Linked DNA regions of Homo sapiens: region 2 is linked to region 1. The links are chromatin loops, found by intact Hi-C in ENCODE. Cell type or tissue: endothelial cell of umbilical vein. All regions are shown on one strand.

Region 1 (2,500 bases):
TCACCTAGGCTAGAGTACGGTGGTGCGATCTTGGCTCACTGCAACCTCTGTCTCCTGAGTTCAAGCGATTCTCCTGTCTCAGCCTCCCGAGTAGCTGAGATTACATGTGTGCACCACCACTTAGCTAATTTTTTTGTATTTTTAGTAGAGATGGGGTTTCTCCATGTTGCCCCACCTGGTCTTAAACTCCTGGGCTCAAGCGATCTGCCCTCCTTCCTTGGCTTCCCAAAGTGCTGGGATTATAGGCATGAGCCACCGTGGCTGGCTCTATTTCTTAATTTCATATGTGTCACATTATGAAAGCATAGAATTTCCATTAGAGAAAAGAACCTGAGGCTTGATGATTTATTCCATCCCCTGGAGTCCAGTTAAAGTTAACTGACTTGCTGAAGATCAACTAATTGTTGACTGGGTGAGCTTTGTTCTGTCAGCCTGACTGACGCATAAGCACACGCTACACTACACACTCCCTAATTTAGTTTTCTTTTTGTTTAACAATAGATGCTGCCTGTGCCATGGGTACGTTGTGAGGTTATGCTTAGGATGTAATAGAAACTTTGTTCATGTTCATGAATGAGAGAACTTATTGTTTACATTTAAAATGCTTTTACAGTGTTTTTAACTTTTTCATATCAAATGTGTTTACCAATCAGTTCTTGATAAATTATGATTTTTGACTTATTTTGCTTTATTATAGTTATTTTACTCAATGATTTTTCAACAGAGCTCTTTATTGTTTAAACCAAATAAAATTTACATTATTATAACTACATAAATAAATATTAAATCTAAGTTATTGTTTTTATAAAATTGTGTACTATTATTTTTTTCTTACTGAATGCATTTCTAACAATATTATGATGAATAGGCCAGGCACAGTGGCTCATGCCTGTAATCCCAACACTTTGGGAAGCTAAACTGGGGGGATTGCTTGAGGCCAGCAGTTCAAACCAGCCTGGGCAACGTAGCAAGACCCTGTCTCTACAAAGTATTTTAAAAATTAACCAGCCGTGGTGATGTGTGCCTGTAATCCCACCTGCCTGGGAGCCTGAGGTGGGAGGATCGCTTGAGCCCAGGAGTTCAACACTGCAGTAAGCTGTGATGGCGCCACTGCTCTCCAGGTTGGGCAACAGAGTGAGACCCTGTCTCTAAAACATTAGGGTTTTAACTTTAAAAACCCAATATTATGGTAAATAAAATCCAACCCAACTCTGAGGGTTTTTTTTTTTTGAGGGTTTCTTTTTTGGTTGATGTTACTAAAAATATATTTATTTTAATATTTGCAGCTGGTTTTAGAAAAAGTTTTCGTCTTAGTAGAAAAGATAAGAAAACAAATAAATCCATGTATGAATGCAAGAAGAGTGATCAGTACGACACAGCTGACGTACCCACATACGAAGAAGTGACACCGTATCGGCGACAAACTAATGAAAAATACAGACTCGTTGTCTTGGTTGGTAAGTGCTTGTTTCTGTGAGTAATTCTGAGGAAATGAGTGAGCTAGTAAGAATTTCTCTTCAAAGTGAATCATACTTGAAGTTTTCAAGCTAAAAATCTCCTCCCCTTCAACACCTTTTGTCTTGTCTCTGAAACAAAATCTTTAGTTTTTTGTACGTAATTGACTTGCAGAGACTTTTAAGACATTTCTGAAGAACGGTACTGTCGTTTTAGTGGAACCTTTGTCAAGTGGGGATAGCAAACACTGTTGTAATATATGAAGCATACATCAGGGCAATTAAATAATAGAAGTGAATATTTTTGAACACAATGCAAGTTCGTTTCAAAGCATTTTGAGGCAGCAGCATGGTACAAGCTTCAGATGGCATTTAGACCTTCAGTGAAATAAAGTATTACAGCAGAGTTCTAGGATATTTCAAGCTAGAGAGTCAGCAAAGTCGCTTTAAAGTTGATAATTGGCTGGGTGCCGTGGCTCACACCTTTAATCCCAGCACTTTGGGAGGCCAGGGTGGGAGGATCACTTGAGGTCAGGAGTTTGAGACCAGCCTGGCCATCATGGTGAAGCCCCATCTCTACAGTGAAGCCCCATCTCTACATTGAAGCCCCATCTCTACAAAAATACAAAAATTAGCCAGGCGTGGTAGCACAGTCCTGTAGTCCGAGCTACTCAGGAGGCTGAGGCAGAAGAATCCCTTGAACCTGGGAGGTGGAGGTTGCAGTGAGCCAAGATCGCGCCACTGCACTCCAGCCTGGGTGACAGAGCGAGACTCTGTCTCAAAATAAAAAGGCAGTTAATAAAGGAATGTGGGTATTTTCACAAACATCGATTGCCTTGACTCAGATTTGCATCCTAGCATCTATCTTGTGCACCCTTCACAGATGTGAGTAGCCACAAGCTCCATGTATCTTCACTTCATCCTCAATGCATTTCTTTAAAAATGTAGCGAGAGATATTTAAACTTCCAGGATCAAAGCCAATGATTTTAGAAAAGTTTTGGAGTAGAAGAGCATGGTGTCTCTTAGTGTTAGTACATTCTCACAC
Region 2 (2,500 bases), 50 kb before region 1:
ATTTTTTCCTAGGAAACTTAACATTTTATTAAGATTTCAAGCATGTTGGAATGGTGTTCAATTTATCCTGTTGATTTGTATCCAAAGTTCTGTCCCATTTCTCAGTGCTATTAATATACATATTTTTCTCTAGTTTCTTGCTCTGCATACCAGAAATGAGTAATTATCTAATCTCTCAAAAGAACTGGCTCATTATTATCAATTCTATTTTTTTTTCTTTTTTTTTGAAACTAAGTCTCACTCTGTCGCCCAGGCTGACGTACAGTGGCGCGATCTCAGCTCCCTGCAACCTCAGCCTCTCGGGTTCAAGCAATTCTCCTGCCTCAGCCTCCCAAGTAGCTGGGATTACAGGCACATGCCACCCGCCTGGCTAATTTTTGTGTTTTTAGTAGAGATTGGGGTTTCACCATTTTGGCCAGGCTGGTGTCGAACTTCTGACGTCTGGTGATCCGCCTGCCCCAGCCTACCAAAGTGTTAGGATTATAGGCGGTAGCCATCGCATCTGGTCTGATTTTTTTCTTTATATCTATCTTTGATTAGATAGTGGGCTCCTTAGCTGTCACGCTTGTTTAATTACAAACACATTTAAGAGTATGCGGCTTTCTCTTAAATTTGGTCACCTTCCATGGACATTGTGTATGTCATATTGGCATTGATATTAACTTCTTGATTGTCTATAATACATTTTGATAACTTCAATATCCTGACTTATTTAAATTTGTGAGGTTGTTTGGGTTTCATTTTTTATATTTACAGATGTTAATTTCTAGTTTGACCCATTTTTATCACAATATACAACCTGTTAACCTTTTTAATATAAAATTTGTTTAAAATGTTTGCTTGCTAGTTTGGCCAACTTTTGCAAATATATGAAGGAAAAGAATAGCTATATGGAAAGGATTTTTAAAAAATTTATATATGGTCCTTTACAAGTTTATAGACAAGGTTAAATATACAATGTGACTGTTCCTGAAATAAGATAATCATTAAATTAATTGTAATAGCTAATAAGCCAACAATACGAAGTCTTTACTATGGAGCAGCCTTTTTGCCGTGCACTTTCATGTATTATCTCTTTAATCATTGTGAAGCCCTATTAAGTAGGTACTAATATTAACTCTTTTAAAGATTAAGAAAATTAAAGCTCAAAAACTTGTATCCAGAAACGAAACTGGACCTTTAACAGATGTTTGTGTGTGTGTGTTTGTGTGTATGTATGTGTGTTTCAGGGATTTTCTGTGTTCTGTACCTAATAAAGAACAAAAGTATATCTTTCTTATTTGTTGGAGGCCGAAAGTGTGAGGGTCATGATCAGCTCAGTATACCACTGGAGGTTATATGAGTAAACAGCAAACTTCTCATAAATGCAGGATGTGGGCAAGCTGACAACTATGTCCGCTGCCCAGAAGGAATGCTGAGGGCATTCATGCCCCAAGCTCAAGTGTTTCTGGTGATTAGGCATAATTGAAGCCTGTTAGCAATGATGTGAACCTGTGATCAGTTAAGCAGCTGACCAATCATTACCTCCTCCATGCTCTTTCTACCCAATAAATACAAAGGGTGGTAGGAGCTCAGGGGCTGCCTTTGCTCACTAGAAGCGGGGAGCTCTCTTCTTCCCCTGGCCCTTTCCTTAAAATAGTTTCTTTTGTTTTTTGTTATCATTTCTATGTTCGTCCCTTCATTCAGTCTCATAATGAGGGTCTCAGGCAGTAACAGTGGTAACTGCTGTAATGAGGGTCTCAGGCAGTAACAGTGGCAGTCTGCCACACTTCATGATACACAGGATGGTCTTCTTATCTTTGTTTCTAGCACATAGCACTGTGATTGCAACATTGGGATTCCCAGTAAACGGAATTCAATGTAAATTATTAAATGTTTGGTGGAATTTTTATTCCATTATAGCCTTCTTTGTCTCTACATATAAGATAATTCTGTACATTTATATGACATTCAAACTTTTCTTTCATAGTCTTTAATTCATAATAGTATAAGATTGTGATTTTGTTCATTTTACTCTTTAGGAATCTCTTGCTGTGTTCAGAAGAATGCCAACACTTTTCTTGTATAACCTGTTGCCCTCAAGTCTTTGATAGTTAGGAAATGACTTGTCATTCTGTAACAATAGTGTCACTGGAGAACTGTCAAAAATTGAAAGATTATACCCAGAATGAATTGATCAGTCAATTGCCATATTGAAAAATAGATTATTCTTATTAGTCAATAATGTCTACAAAATCCAGTTCAGGAAAATAAATGCAGTATAAAAGAAACAATAGATGTCTGAAAATGTAAAAGTAAGTAGCCAAAGGCCTAACTAGATTAATTGAATGTGAATACTTCCTGCAGTGATGAAATAGGCAAAATCAATAATGTTGGTGGCATTTAGGGGCATTGATGGAGGGATATTGTTCTATATAGAGACTTTGTTTCTAGGGGAAGCAGAGATAGTCATTAATAAATCAAAACCACTTCTAACCATCAAATTGCCACATTAAAGGCA

The links. Hi-C counts contacts between places; a loop is a spot of excess contacts. Peaks named below come from ENCODE experiments on the same cell type or tissue, not always from the same donor. Only the 100,000 strongest peaks of a DNase experiment are listed, where the experiment ranks them.
Region 2: a loop joins it to region 1, with 6 times the contacts of the local background. A loop is called at or near these places in 1 of 110 quality-filtered maps.

What each region holds. Positions count from the first base shown.
Region 1 is chr10:28,088,628-28,091,127 of GRCh38, reverse strand. MPP7 (MAGUK p55 scaffold protein 7) reads left to right here. Exons shown (of 17, transcript NM_001318170.2): 12 at 1,287-1,457. Among named protein-coding and RNA genes, the nearest start is that of SNORD130, 16 kb to the right of the region's middle. RefSeq lists an enhancer at 1,122-2,321. In endothelial cell of umbilical vein, no CTCF peak of the experiment used is centred here; a DNase peak (open chromatin) is centred at 1,397; H3K27ac peaks cover 2,401 bases.
Region 2 is chr10:28,138,237-28,140,736 of GRCh38, reverse strand. All of the region lies in intron 5 of MPP7 (MAGUK p55 scaffold protein 7), which reads left to right. Among named protein-coding and RNA genes, the nearest start is that of SNORD130, 66 kb to the right of the region's middle. In endothelial cell of umbilical vein, no CTCF peak of the experiment used is centred here; a DNase peak (open chromatin) is centred at 1,386; H3K27ac peaks cover 2,500 bases.